Linked DNA regions of Homo sapiens: region 2 is linked to region 1. Evidence: chromatin loops called from intact Hi-C (ENCODE). Cell type or tissue: mammary epithelial cell. All regions are shown on one strand.

Region 1 (8,000 bases):
GATTCAAAACGTTTGAGAATGGTTAACCCTATTTTAGAAAACTGATCTAGTTTTTAATTATGATAATAACCCATGGTTATTTAATGCCTAGTAGATGCCAGCCACTGTGCTAGGAAAGCAAGTGGTCAGGTGACCTGAAAGATGGTTCTGAAGCCAGACTTTATCAATAAAAATGAGACATGGAAACATCATTGAGACTCTTGCCAGGCACTGTCCCTGCTAAGATGCTCAAAGGCCGGTTAGGTTAAACAGGGATGCTCTCAGGACAAATGCATTACCTTAATATTACCTAAGACTCCACTCTAGTGAGCTGGACTAGCCCACATCCCCAGTTTAAGAGCCTGGTCAGCACTCTTACTTAAAGCCAAGGTCTAGAGAAACTCCATGCCCTCCTCCCGCCGTGCCAAGCCCTGGTGTGGGCCCCCAGCTCATCCACTCCAACAGCAGGAGGAGGCAAGGAGGAGACCAGAAGGAGGCAAGTGAAGGAGAGGGAACCACTGAGAAGGGAAGACGCCAGCCCTTCTCCCCTCTCATCCATGCCTTCCCCTCTATGGCCAATTCAGGTGAACCTGCAGCCTCTGTTCCACTCTCACTAGCAACTGAGAGCCTCCTCCCTGGGGTTAGGAAGTGGTGGCCTTCCTGCTTTGAGTCTGTGGCAAGCAAGGTTCCTAAATCTCTGGCCACAGGGATGCCCAGAGGATTCTGGGAAGAAATCAGCGTCTCCCACCTTTGAGGAAACTTCAAGAAGTGGGCCTCAGGAACACAGCCACGTCTCTCTTTCCCCTGCAGTTTCTCAGTGGCGTGCTGTAATACCAGCTAAGCATACTTAAGACCTTTCTTCTAATTGCCAAACAGATGCCTTCAGTTCAGGGATGAGGGTGTATCAAGATCTGTAAGTTGTACACCAAATGCTCACAGGTTAAACAACATCAGCTCAGAGAGGAAACATTTATGTCTAACTTTCTTTTCCTTGTATCAACAAATGGCACTGCAGCCCCTGGGCTCTGCTCATTCCTCACTGTATTTGTTCTCTGGCTACCCGTATATTTTTTCTCTGGCTTCTGACAAATTTTACCCTGATTTTCAAACCCAAATGCAAATACATATTTTTCAACTTGCTAACCATCTGATGAAGCCGTTGCCTTTTCTCTGCTATGCCAGCCCCTTGACCTTGGCTAAGGGTCCACTCTGGTTTCTTGACCAAGTAATTCAGCCAATCACATGAGAGCACATGGCTTCAAGCCTTCACTCTCCTAGCCAGGTGCCTGCACAGAGAGCACAGCAGTTATGACTCAGACAGAGAATGCCTTTCTCTAGGAAAGAAGGTCCTATTCTCATTCTGCTCATCAGCTTATTATTGCATCTGAGATCATAAGTCTAAATAGCAGCGTTAGGGAGAAAAATGTAAAGATTTAATTTCCTGAAAGTTTCACATGGGGATGCAGCTACCAAACAAATACCATAACATATTGTTAGGATATATAACTGGGACACAGAACACAGAAGCCACGTCCTTAATGTCATTGGACCACACCTAGAACATTCCTTGCTTCACTTCCAGGCATCATCCTTCAAGAGAGGTGTTGATACATAAAGAACCATTCATTGAAAGAACAAAACATGTAGCCTCAAGAAAGAAAGTGGATAGACTGTGTGCACTGGCTCACATCTGTAATCCCAGCAATTTGGGAGACCAAGGCAGGAGGATCTCATGAAGCCAGGCATCACAGACCAGCCTCGGCAACAAAATGAGAAACCCCCCAACCTTTTTTTTTTTTTTTTTTTGAGATGGAGTCTTGCCGTGTTGCCCAGGCTGGAGTGCGGTGGCACAATCTCAGCTCGCTGCAACCTCCGCCTCCTGAGTTCATGCGATTCTCCTGCCTCAGCCTCCCAAGTAGCTGGGACTACAGGTGCGCATTACCACACCTGGCTAATTTTTGTATTTTTTAGTGGAGACAGGATTTCACTAAGTTGACCAGGCTGGTCTTGAACTCCTGACCTGAAGTGATCTGCCTTCCTCGGCCTCCCAAAGTGCTGGGATTACAGGTGTGAGCCACCGCACCCGGCCTGAGACCCCTGTCTCTTAAAAAAAGAAAAAAAAAATTAAAAACTTAGCTGGGTGTGATGGTGCATGCCTATAGTCCTAGCCACTTGGGAGGCTGAGATGGGAGGATCACTTGAGCCCCAGAGTTCAAGGCTGCAGTGAGCTATGATCATATCACTGCACTCCAGCCTGGGCAACAGAGAGCAATACTCTGTCTCAAAATAAATAAACTATTGGGGTGAATAATGGAGAAAACCCATAAAAAGACCTTCACATTCTTACAGACACATCCACATCCCATTGTCCCATTAGTGGGCACTATGGATATCTCATTTCTGCTATAACAAAAAGGGTTCTAGCAGAATTGTCTAAAAATTGAACTGACTGTTCCATGTCACTGGAGATGTTTAACCAGCCACTAGATGACTGCTTGACATAAACACTGTAAAGACAATCCTTACGTTAAGAGCCTGGTTTAACTGGATGGTACCTAAGTTCTCTATAGATTTATATTATTAACCTCATGGACTAATGGAGAGGTGTCTCTTACTCATAAAGCAGTTCCTAGAGTAGGAAGCAACATTTTCAAAATGGCAGCCCTAGGAAAACAAAGTTTCTTGGGATCATAAGTTGGTGTAGGGTGGACAGAGAGAGAGAAAGACTGACACGGAGTCAGATGGCTTATTTAGAGTTCACCCCGCTATTGAGATGGGTCGTGCAAAGCCCATCCTGACTACTAATAGGAGAGAGAAGAGGATACACTGGTGGGGGTTGGGGGGAAGGAAATCACAAGGCATGCAGATGGAATGCAGTTCCCAAGAGTTTGGGGAGTTCTGATGGCCTGGAAAGGGACTTTATGAGAAAACGTCCTCCAATAAAACGAAAAGACAAACCTCATGGGAGAATTTATTGCTCATAAACCAAGGCCTGGGAAACTAACCATGGAAAGTAGGGATCAGCCAGGCACGGTGGCTCACGCCTGTAATCCCAGCACTTTGGGAGGCCGAGGCGGGCGGACCCTGAGGTCAGGAGTTCGAGATCACCCTGGCCAACATAGTGAAATCCTGTCTCTACTAAAAAATACAAAAAAATGAGCCAGGCATGATGACGGGCACCTGTAATCCCAGCTACTTGGGAGGCTGAGGCAGGAGAATCCCTCGAGCAAAGGAGGCAGAGGTTGCAGTGAGCTGAGATCACACCATTACACTCCAGCCTGGGTGACAGAGTGAGACTCCATCTCAAAAAAAAAAAAAAAAAAAGAAAGAAAGTAGGGATCAACCTAAACGCCCCTCAGACCTGCTACTCCAAGTCATTGGGCATAGTTGTGCCTTTGAATGACAGACAGAGAGATGGAGTGGTCCCCCTAAAACACCCTTCAGCTCCACCTTTATAAGGACTCCCTTCTTACCTTACCTTCTCCGTTTATTTTTTCTGTGCCCAGCGACATCATAAGAACTCAGGAGTTGACCACCATAGAAAACCAAGACTCTGAAGACAGCCATTGCAGTTTGTCAATTAAGAAGAACACAGAAGATGGAGTCTGAACCCTGTGCCTGGGCTTTGCACAACCCATCCCAATAGCTGGGTCAACTTAACTAAGCCATCTGACTCACCAAAAGCCATCTGACTCACCTCCTGCAAAACCACAATATGGTTCAAGAATTAGTCCTACCTCCATTTACAATAAACCACTCCTTTTTTTTTTTTTTTTGACAGAGTCTCACTCTGTCGCCCAGGCTAGAATGCTGCTTCAGCCTCAACCTCCCAGGTTCAACATCTCAGCCTCCTGAGGAGCTGGGACTACAGGCATGTGCAACCATGCCCAGGTAATTTTTGTAATTTTTGTAGAGACAGGGTTTCACCACGTTACTCAGGCTGGTCTCAAACTCCTGGGCTCAAGCCATCAGCCCACCCTCACCTCCCAAAGTGCTAGGATTACAGGCATGAGCCACCGCACCCAGCCCACTCCCTACTCTTACCCTACTTCTTACTCTGTAGTTTTGGGAGACACACACACAACACGCTCAATTCATGGATTCACGTCTTTGAATCATAAAACAACAGGCAGTAAAGTATAGTAGCTAAAGGAGTGCCGGGAACACAGCCTGGGTTTGAACTCCGTCTCTGTCATCTGCTAACTGTTGTCCTTGAGCAAGTTACTTAACTTCTCTGTGCCTCCGTCTCATCGCCTATAAAAGGAAAACAATACTATACTACCTATAAGACTGTTGTGAAAATTAAATTATATAATATCAGTATAACACTTGACATATGGAAAGTACCAAAAATGCGTTAACTAGGCTGGACACTGTGACTCACACCTCTCTCTACTCCCAGCGCTTTGAGAGGTCGAGACAGGAGGATTACTTGAGGCCCAGAGTTCAAGACCAGCCTGGACAGCATAATGAGACCCTGTCTCTATAAAAAATAAAAATTAACCAGGCATGGTGGCATGTACCTGTAGTATCAGCTACTTGGGATGCTGAGGTGGGAGGATTGCTTGAGCCCAGGAGTTGGAGGCTGTAGTGAGCTATGATCATGCCATTGCACTCTAGCCTGAGCAACAGAGTCTTATACAGCCTGTCTCCAAAAAAAAAGAAAATAAATAATTTTTAAAATGTTAACTACTATCACATCTTTTAGAATTTGAGAAACAAAAAGCACAAAAACTAAAACTGCACATGATACGTGATTGCAGACCGAGGTGGTTCATCTCTTCTTTAGTTAAATTAAAGGCTTTTGGCTGGATGTGGTGGTTCACACCTGTGAACCCCCCAGCACTTTGGGAGACCAAGGTGGGAGGATTGCTTGAGCCCAGGAATTTGAGACGAGCCTGAGCAACATAGACAGACTCCCAACTCTACAAAAATTTTAAAAGTTAGCCAGGCACAATGGAGCATGTCTGTGGTTCCAGCTACTTGGGAGGCTGAGGTGGGAGGATCACTTGGGTCTGGGAGGTCGAGGCTGCAGTGAGCCATGATCATGGCACTGCACTCCAGCCTGGGTGACAAAGGAAGACTGTCTCAAAAAAAAGGAACAGACCAAGTTAAAGGCTTTTCTTTTGTGCCATTTTTCTGGCCTTGTGTATGCCTTAGTTTTCAGCAGAGTAAAATATCTGTATTATTATTATGACCTTGATTTTTAAGATGACTTCATCTTCATTTCATATTGATTTTATTCAGTAATAATTGTAAGAAAGACTTTAGTTTTAATGTTTCTTTCCCCTTATCTTCTCCATCAAGTATGTGGAAAAAGACAAATTCAAAGGCTAGAAATGAAACTTTGAACTTCTACAGGAGAAGTCAGGCAACATGGCTAAAGACCTTTGCTAAATGACAAAGCAGGATAAAAAATAAGTCTAGTCCTTCTTACATTATTCCAATACATTTATTAAAGGCATCCTTAAAGGTATGTAAGGAATTATAAATGAATGCATGCTTCTCCCACACACAAATTTCGTTAATGACACACGTATGAAACCGTACATAAATACGTGTGTACTGCTGACTGAGCGAGATACCTAGCTAACTCTGAACACTCCCACAAAGCACCTCACAGTAATCCCTGGTCGACTTTATCAACCACACTGCTTAGAGACAGGACTGAACCCATAGGCCTTCCCCTCCAGTAGGTCAGAACAAGTCTGCCGGTAACTGCAGCATCTGTGTCTGCAGGAATACCTCTTCCCTCTTTGGCTTAACTCCAGACCACGCGGTAGGAGCCAAGGAAGGGGACATGCCCTAGCCTTGTACATAGCTGTGCAGATGGCCTGAGGACTTGAGGCTCAACTTTTCTGTCCAATACAAGGACCCTGTTTCAAATGGCAAATCTGGCTGTCCCACCTAGGATCTGTACCTTTTCTCAAGCCTTAGCTCCCCCTAAATTACCAAGGAGTCTCAGACGAGTTGTTGAGGTTTTAACCATTCATTTATTAAACAAGTCTTCACAGAGAGCTTACTAGGTTCCAGGCACTAGGTATACTCTGCCGACCAAAACCAAACCAGGTCAGAGAAGAGAGACATCAGGACTATGCAGAGACAGCCCTGGGTAAAATCAGGAAAAGCAAAAAAAACTTAGTTACCATTATTCAGCCCTCCCCATGCCCCCACCTTCCTGTGGATTGTGAAGAGCTCCCTCAAGCTTCTCTTTGCTCTTTGTTTCTTTCCTCTTCAGAACCTGATTCCTGGGAAAATAACTTAATTGTTTATTCATTTACTCAACAAACACATGTTGAGCACCTACTGCATATCAGATACTGCAGTAGGTGAAATATCAGTCCCTTTATAACTTCTCTTGGGGGTATTTGCATCTCAACTCTATTTTATTTTTTTCTAATTCTTTTTAAATTGAACTAGAATTCAATTTATGCTTAACCCTTAAATTTTACCATAACATAACATTTACCCTTTTAAAGTGTAACATTCAATGGTTTTCACTGTATTCACAAAGTTGTACAACCATCCCCACTATCTAATTCTAGAATATTTTCGTCACTTCAAAAAAGAAGCCCTGTACCATTAGCAGGGATTTCCCAACTCCTGCTTCCCACAACCGCTGAAAACCAAGTATTTACTCTGTCTCTATGAATTTACCTGTTCTGACCATTTCAGATAAGCGGAATCGTATAATATGTGACCTTTCGCGTCTGGCTTCCTTCATTAGCACATTTTCAAGGTTACCTATGTTGTAGCATGTATCAGTACTTCATCCTATGTCATGGCTGAATAATGTTTCATTATATGGTTATACTACATTTTCTTTATCCATTCATTAATTTACAAACATTTGGGTTTGTTTCACTTTGTGGCTATTATGAATAATGCTGCTAGGAACATTTATGTACACATTTTTATGTAGTCACTTGTCTTCAATTATCTTTGGTACATACCTTGGAGTGGAATTGCAGGTCATATGGTAACTGTATATTTCCCTTTTTAAGGAACTGCCAAGCTGTTCTCCAAAGTGACTGTACCTGTTTGCACCCCCACCAGGAAGATATGAGGGTTCCCATTTCTCTACACCCTCAGTCACACTTATGATTGTCTGACTTTTTAGCTATCCAAGTGGAACGAAGTGATGTCTCACTGTGGCTTTGATTTGCATTTCCCTAATAACTAAGGATGTTGTGCATCTTTTTTGTGCTTATTGGCTATTTGTGTGTCCAATTTGAGTAATGTCTATTCAAATCCTTTGCTCATTTTTAATTGAGCTACTTGCCTTTTTATTATTAAGTTGTAAGAGTTCTTTTTTTATATTTTGGATACTAGATCCTTATCCAATGTAAGATTTGCAAATATATGTTCCCATTCTGTGGGCTCTCTTTTCACTTTTTTGATAATGTCTTTTGAAACATGAAAGGTTGTATTTTGATGAGGTCCAATTTTTGTCTTTACTTGCTTACGCTTTTGGTGCCATATCTAAGGAACAATTGTCTAATACAAGGTCACAAAAATGCCTATGTTTTCTCTAAGAATTTTATCATTTTTGCTCTTACATCTAGGCCTGTGATCCCTTTTGAGTTAATTTTTGTATAAAGTATAAGTTATGGGTCCAAATTCATTCTTTCACGTGTGGATATCAGGTTGCCTCAGCACCATTTGTTGAAAAGACTATTCATTCCCCATTGATTGTCTTAGCATCCTTATTGAAAATCAACTGACCATAAATGTAAAAGTTTCTTTCTGGACTCTGAAGTCTATTCCTTTGATCTACATATCTATTCTTATGGCAGTATCACACAGTCTTGATCAATGTACCCTTGTAGCAGGTTTTAAAATTTAGAAGTGTCAATCCTACACCTTTGTCCTTCTTTTTCCCTTGCATTTCCATATGACTTTTAGGAACAGCTTGTTGATTTCTGCAAAAGAGGAAAAGAAAAGGCAGCTAGAATTTTGATAGGGATTGCATTGAATCTGTAGACCACTTTGGGGGGTATTGCCGTCTTAGCAATATTAGG
Region 2 (8,000 bases), 95 kb before region 1:
TCTTCATATTTTTCCCATTTCTGTAACAGGCAAGTTCTATTCCAGAAATCACTGAATACTCAAGTTAGGGGGATGGCAAAGGATTTCCTTCTGGAGGCCATTTCTTGGGACTTGAAATTCCTGGGCAGAGGGCACAAGAGACAGAGTGGAAAATATGCCCCCAGCTTGAGTTAGGGAGGGCTGAATTCATTCATATTTCTTAATCATTTAGTTTCCAGTCACATTAGAACTGAGTGAAAGCCCAGAATTGTATCAGGAAGGGTGTACCCATCAGACTGATGAAAATTGCATGCAATTGTGAGCATATGTGTATGTTTATATGCATAGAAAAAAAAATTCCTAATGGAACTCATGCCTGGGAAATAAGATTTTAGATGGAAGATTTGTAACTACAGAAACCCACATGTCCAGTTTGCTGATTTTTATCTATCTGGTAGAATTCTAAACCACAGTCTCCAAATCAGTTTATACTCTTGTTGTTGTTGTTTCTACAAAGAAATAAATAATAAAAGATAGAGATTGAGCAGGTGGGAATAAAACAATAGGAAAAAGAAAAGGATGGAGAAGAAAATGAAAGCAGCGATGTCTGCTGGGGTTGCCAAAACAAAATCACAGGCCACGTAGCTAAAACAACAGAAATTTCTTCTGTCACAATTCTGGAGTCTGGAAGTCTGCCAGCAGGGTTGGTTTCTTGGGGGCCTCTTTCTCTGGCTTGCAGACAGCTGCCCTCTGCCTGGGCTTGTCCACTGGCATTACTGATGTCTCTTTTTCTAATAAGGATGGCAGTCATATTGCATTAGGACCACACCCATGGGCCCCAATTGAACCTTCATTACCTCTTTAAGGTTCTAATTTAACCTTCATTACCTCTTTAAGGGTCACATTGGGAGTTAGGGCTTCAACATACACATTTTGAGGGGACACAGTTCAGACCATAACAAGCAGAGTGAAATAAGGGTGAAGTGTGAGTGAATGGCCTCATAGCTGAAACGCTTGGCTGCATCCACACCAGCACCACATTGACCAACCCAGCAGGTGAGAAAGCTGCAGACCTTTGCTGCTTCTCTTTATTGAGGGTTTAGAATTTAGGTTAGTGAGAGTCCGTTGGTTTTGTCAGCTGAGGTGCATGGGTTTGGGGTCCTGAGTCTCTTCTCTTCTCACTTTTCTGATGCTCCACTCTCTGTTTTTTCCAAATCCTACCTTCTGAGTAATTGAGAATTCTAGACATTCTAGGTATGCCTCCAAAATCAAGCTACCAAACTCTGGGTGAGCCATGTGTAGGACGGTGAGCCACAGGACACCTGCTGTAGGCATCGAATTCCTGAATGGTGGGACACTGTGTGTCTCTGGCCCTATTCCCTCTCCAGGACAAACCTCACCCTTTCCTGCAAATGTACTCAAAATAGTACATTTATCCACGTCAATTCAGCAAAGGCTGCAGATCCTGGGACTACAGTATCTCAGACGCTGTTCTCAGCGAGCTCATGGTCCAGTGGAGAGCACAGACAAACAGCAAGGCAGGAGAAATCGCCTCTGAAGAGCCCAGGGAGCAGCGCGGGTGAAAAGCAGGGTGAGAGCAGGGCCTTCGGATTGGGAGAATCAGGACTCGCTTCAAGTAAAGCACTTTCAGCTATGAGGCCATTCACTAACCCTTGGGGAGGACGTGGAACAATGAACAGGAATTTGGGGAAAGGGTGGAGTGTAGGATGGACGGGACTGAGTGTGAAAGAGGCAAGGGTGAGCTATTCCACTCGGATGGAAAGTGTGAGTGAAGTCACAGAAGCAGGGCTGGCTGCAGCAGAGAAATGTCTTCTGAATCAGCTAGTGAGCTGCTCATGACCATCAGCCTGCTGCTTTATCAACATGTTTTTGAACAAAACTGCAAATCTGAAATTGACACTTCACCCCCTTCACCAAGTTTGGCTCTGAGTTACCTTCAGATTCCTATGGAATTCCAAGCTACCCTCGAAGGACTAAGGCTTGCCTTGATTGAGGATATATATAAAAATATTATTTATGTGCCTGGGGCTCAGAAAGCAATTTCCAAAGAGAATTTCTAAAGCTGTTCTGAGCATTATATAGCCTCTTGAGATTATGGATTTTTTTCCAAACATATAACAGAACTCTACACATCCTAATGAAAGTTCACAGCAGTAACATCACTCTTTTGTCTGCCTCTTACATCCTAGCACTTCTGGAGTCTGCAGGGCACATGAAGGAGTATAAGACCTGAGTTTTGCTCTCATTAAGCTCACAGTCTCTGCAAAATCAATCCTGCCAGAGGGAGAGCTTGGCAGTCCCTCCATCCCGTTATTAAAGTCTTTCCACAGCTGGTTCCCAATCTTACCTGGAGGGGTGGGTATAACATAGTAGTAAGGCACATGGGAGCCAAATAGACCAGGGTCTGAGTCCCATCTCTGTTTCTTGCAGGCTGTGTGATCTTGGGCCAATTGCTTGACCTCTCTGAGGCTCAGTGTTCTTTTCTGTGATGATAATAGATATAATAACTACTTCATAAGGTCCTGTGAAGATTAAATGAGCTGTACACATGAAACATGCAGCACTTTACCTGGAACAAAGGTCGGGCTTTCGTGACTATCCCGGGAGAACCAATTAAGGCCAATGCAAAATGCACAGAAGGGAGGTAGACACTGTCCACCCAGGTTAGGCCCCACCTGCTCCCTGCCACCAACCAAAAGAAGAGTGGGACCCCTGCACTTGCCAAACTGCTCTCTCCTCTGCTCTGCACAGGACTCCTGCAGCAGCAGGATGTCTCCCAGGTCCCCAGCGGCCTGCTACGTCACCGACACTGCTTGTCCATGCCATTGTACGAGGCAGTTGTGCAGCTGCAGGCTGCCCCAGGCCAGCCAATGGTTAGTGTAGAACTCGGCTCTTGCTACTTTCCTGACAAGCACGGATTTTTACTGCTTTACCTCAATCTGGCCGTCTCCTCAGACCTTTGCACACACCAGGAGTGTCAAGATCTAAGGTCAGCTCCTGGGGCTTCAAGAGTCACCTCTGTTTTCCTTCCACTTCCCCAGCAACTCTACAAGGGCTGAATGCATCCTGTTTCAGGAAACCCTGGAGGAGGGAGACCCCGAGTGCCTATGGATACATTAAAAGGGAAGAAAGAAAGTGCAGAGCTGGTTGGGTCACTGCCGCCCGGCCAGGGGCGGAAAGGAGCCACGTGGTGCTGTACAAGTGTTTCCATTCAGGATGAGTCACAAACCCTGGACCCTGAAACAACTTGGCAAATGGAAAGCCAAAGGGATTGTTCTTGATGTCTGTGTGGGTCCCCACTGCCAAGTTTCAAATACCATCTCCCTCCACACTCCCCTTTTACGCTCAGGGAAGGACAGGCGCATGTACTGACCTGATCCCACTTGCCCAGGAAGCTGGCTGCAGGGCAGGATGGGGGCCTCTCTGGGGCATCTGTAAAGGGTGAGCTTCTTTATAGAGCTGGGTCAGGCTGGCTGCAGCCCATGCACCAGTCCTCTGAGGTGTCCTGAGCCTGGAGAAGGGGTGCCTGGGTGAGTGTAGGAAACTGCAGTTTCAGAGGAAGAGGTGACTCACCAACAGTATGCAATGCTGCATTCAGTAGGCATGGCACCTGCCCTTCCGAAGCTTATGCTGAAGTGACTAGAAAATTACAGTCTTCCCATATGTATGTCATACTCTCGCCAGGGTTTTCATGTAAGAAGACCTCTGTCCTCAAACCCTTTCTGCTGTTTCCCCTAAACATGTCCTGCTCTCACCTGACCTCTGCACGTCCTCTCCTACCCTCAGGCTTCAGACCTTGCCAGCTCTGCCTGCAGGTGCAAGAGCCTCCTAAATGCTGTTCCTGCTCCTGTCCTTACCTCACCCTATCTATTCTCTTCAAAACAGCCAGAAGGAACTTTTAGAAATGTCAGTCAGATCAGGTCCCCTCATAGTTTAAAACCCCTTCCACAACCTGCAAGGCCCTCCATGGTCAGGGCCTTCCCCACCCTCACTGCTGCATTTTGCCTTTCTGGAACAGAACCAAGTTTGCTCAGGGCCTTTGCAGTTGCTGTCCCCGGCGCCTTATCTCTCAACAGCTCCCTTTGTCACTCAAATCTCACTTCAGTTGTGACCCTTTCAGAAAAGGCTTCCTTACCACCCCCACCCCAACTCCCAAAGCACCAACATTTTCTCTACAGGCAGAAACTATACAATTAAAAACACATAAACAGAATTTAATAAGTTTAGAATAAGATAGTAAGCTCTGCAAGAGTGGCTCCCATCTCTCCTGTTAATCGCACAGAATCGGCACTCAGTATTTACAGAATAAATCCTACCCCATGCAAGTTAGGGTGCCTGCATTTCTTGGTGGAAGAGCCTGGAAGTTTCCTGCCCAGGCAGGGTGGGGCTGGGCGAGCTGGGCCATAGGCAGGAGAAGCCCAGTGAGGACGTGGAGCTGCAGAGTCCCTGCCTGGAGTGCAGCCCCCACCTTGAAGGGATTCTCAGGGAACTAGAGGCCATTGCTGCCCAGTCATTGGCTGAATCTGGTAGTTGCTTGTTCTCCCAAGTTCCTCTCTCCACGAAGCTCCTTGAATGTACATTCAGGAATTTATCATCATGGCACTTTTTTTGTCTGTTTCTAACCTATAATTCCATATATATATATATATATACACACACACACACAAGGGCTCTGGAATAGATCTCTAAATTCCCTTCAGAGCCAGCATTTGATGGTTTACGTGAAAATGTGTTCCACCTGGAATCAGGGTGCATTTGGGTCAAGCCTTTAAGAAAACAATTCAGGCTTAGCTGGGACATCCAGAAGAGATTATAGACGCTCCTGCACAGCGGGCATCCCAGCTAATGGGGCTCTCACGCACCTGACCCGAGCGCAGTGTGAAACAGCACCAGATGATGATGAGGCCCATATCCTGACCCCTCCAGGGCTCAGTATTTAGCTTCCCTGTGCTTAGTTTTCTCTTCCTGGAATGTCTCCACTCTAAGCAGAGACACCATTAAAAAGGGTTTTAAATTGAGCAATGAGAAACATTCTCTGCATGAGATTTTAAAGTCCACACGTGAGACTGGCGGTTCTTCAGCTCAGAGGCACCTGGGGTGCTTGTTAAAAGTGCAATCTCCGGCTCAGTTCCAGAGTGCTGACTCGGTGCACTGGTGGCACCTAAGAATCTCTATTCATGAAGCTTCCAGTGATTCTGGCGCAGAGTTTGTGGTGGAAAACTACCCACACTCAGTGTGACAGAACCTGTGCCCTGCAGAGACATGGGTTAGACAGGCTCTAGGGCTCTTGCCTTGCCCGTCTCTTGAGGCTGTGGGAAACACAGGAGGTTCTGAGCAGGCTCTTCGTGTGTGCCTCTAGCAACTGAGTTCCAGAACCCTCAGTCACCTGAAGGGCCTGTCTACATGATGCCAGGTAGCTGGACAGTTAGAGAAGGCAAGGCCATTCATTTCCAGAGCTACAGGATTAGTAAACCCAACTTCTAGTACACGAAAATTCTTCATCTTTAGGTGAGGGAACACACGAGAGGATTACCTTCAGGCTATCAAACCTCCAGAAAACGACCTATGACTTCTGGCTGTCCCTTCCTCTCCTATTGAGCCAGCTGAAGGAATTTAAAGAATAGCAAGCTTGACTCTGCCCAAAGGGGTATTTTCCTCATCTCTTCAGAGAATTTGGTTGCTCTACTCCCACTATTTAGAGGTTATGGCAGGAATTTCAAAGCTCTTTTAACAAGTCTGTTATCCACCTTCATACACAAACCTACAAAACCAAATTCATGGTGCATCTGTCCCCAAGGTTAGAGAATTCGACATGTAGGTAAAGAGTCATTAGAGCACATTTCCCAAGAGCAGACCCACTGTTTCTCACTATCCACACAACCAAGAGCCTGCAAGAATACTGAAACCCTCCACCGGGGACGGGGACAGTCCAGAACCCATGCAGCATTATTCATTATGCACCAGAGAAACTGACCCACCCGCAGGAACAGCCGCATGAGCTCTTTCAGGCCTGACCCCTGAGAATTCTCTCCACAAGCAGACCCAGTACCTCCCCAGGGCTCACCCACCTTAAGGGATCCATCTGGGACAGATGGGGAGAAGTCAGCCCTCACAGAACTTCTACCAATCTGTGGGTCCACAAAGCCCTAGAGGAAGAAAATCCAAGGCTCAGGACTTCTTTTGTCTTCATGGTGAGCCTTCTCCTCCTCTCTGCTCTTACAGTTCCACCTCCAGCCTATAAAAAATAAAAAGCTGGGAGAATGAGAGCGAGCAAGGAGCATTCTTCCCATCGTGGCCCTTCCCACACAGGCACCAGGAGTACCTTTGGGCCACAGCCAGTAGAATATGTCTAGCATCGCCATTGATGCAAGGAGCAAACTTCTTGGGCGCTAGGCCCAGGCAGCTCTGAAGACTCCGAAGAGTAAGAGTCCAGTGAAAGGGTAATGATGTTCATAAATCATCCAGATGTCAGCACCAGGACAGGAGGTGCACCCACCCAAACTGCAAGGCCAAGGTCATGAGCATCCTACCCTTCAGGGAGAGAACAAAGAAGACACGCTGCTGATGCAACCCATGGGCAGGGATGGGCGAGGGGCACTTTCTAGAGCCAGCGGGTTCTGGTCCCCAGACATACCACTGAGAGCAATAAATGCACCGGCTCTGTTGGATCTCAGAGAAGAACTACCAGATTTCTTTCATTTAAGCAGTAGAAGCATTGTTGGCAAGATAATCCTTGCATTTTCTTGTTGAGTTCCAGAAGCCGTTACTACATACCAGTGAGCCGAAATAGCTAGAATTCTAGAGTCATACGGGACCCTATAGATGTGGGACCCAAGGACATATGTCCACAGAGAGAAGGTATCACAAAGAGAGGACTGGGCGATGGTGAACTGGAGGTGCAGATGCCATGGAAAGTTTCCAGCCCTGCTCAGCCCCAGTGCTAACCCACTGTTACCACGCAAGAAATTGGTGCCAGGTTTGTCAGAGCTAATGATTTTTCAATATAAGCCCCAAATTCAGATTTTTATGTGAAATTTCCCAATTTTAAAATGTTGGCAACAAACTCAACGTTATTTAAAACACGGTACAGGCCAAATTAAACCCATCTGGGGAATGGCAGATGTGGCCCCTGGACCTGCAGCTCATGACTTATGATATGCATCAATTATTTCACAACCAGTCATGATAATAGCTGATGTTAATTGAATGCTTCACACATATTATTACATTTAGTCTGTACAGTTGAGGAAATTAAGTTGATAGGAGAACAGGTAACTTCTTCAAGTCTGCATGGCCATATAAGTGGGGGAGCCAGGACAAATCCAGGTCTGACTAATGTCAAGTGCTCTTAGCCATTAGTGATACTGCAGTTTCAGGAACAAACTGTAGTTGCCCTTAAACCCATTCATTCCAAGGGATGGCATGCTGAAATTGACAATGGGTATTTGAACTGCTTAGTGTTTCCGGGAGGGCAAGACCCGGAAAGACAGGCTTACAAAAAAGAAGCTACCATCTTGCCCGTGAACAATGGCAGGAAAGTTATATTGAGAGTATTACCCATTCTGCCATCTCCAGGGAGGCAAAAATGCCTCCCTGGCCCATTGGGTGACTGTTCTAGCTCCTTGCTTTTCAGAGTGGCCAGTGGATCAGCTGTATTGGCTTTACTCGGAGCTTATGAGAAAGGCGGAACCCCAGCCACACCACATTTCCTGAACAGGTCCGGGAAGCTTGGGAAACCTGTGACTCACCACTTTCTAACTTGTTCTCCAGTCTGATGTTGCCTTTCAGCTCCTACCATCTTCCCCATAAGACAGCCAACTCCCTAAAGACAAAGTCTTCATCATCCATTTCTTTTTTGCCTCTTCCTGGGCGTAGCCTACAGTCAATCGGATCCCATCAACCCAGTGGCAAATAAGGAGCTCAAACTAGAAGCAGTGATGTGTTCCTGAAACCACAGCCACACGGGTTAGCTCTGGCCAGCAGGCTCATGGCAGGCGCTT

What was found. Peaks named below come from ENCODE experiments on the same cell type or tissue, not always from the same donor. Only the 100,000 strongest peaks of a DNase experiment are listed, where the experiment ranks them.
Region 2: a loop joins it to region 1, with 1.9 times the contacts of the local background. A loop is called at or near these places in 3 of 110 quality-filtered maps.

What each region holds. Positions count from the first base shown.
Region 1 is chr11:130,626,939-130,634,938 of GRCh38, reverse strand. No RefSeq gene overlaps it. Among named protein-coding and RNA genes, the nearest start is that of MIR8052, 36 kb to the left of the region's middle. In mammary epithelial cell, no CTCF peak of the experiment used is centred here; DNase peaks (open chromatin) are centred at 1,288, 3,668 and 5,648; H3K27ac peaks cover 4,664 bases.
Region 2 is chr11:130,721,654-130,729,653 of GRCh38, reverse strand. It overlaps LOC105369575 (a long non-coding RNA gene), which reads right to left and starts at 6,235. Exons shown (of 4, transcript XR_007062954.1): 1 at 6,069-6,235; 2 at 3,374-3,511; 3 at 2,348-3,105; 4 at 1-120. In mammary epithelial cell, no CTCF peak of the experiment used is centred here; DNase peaks (open chromatin) are centred at 683 and 3,573.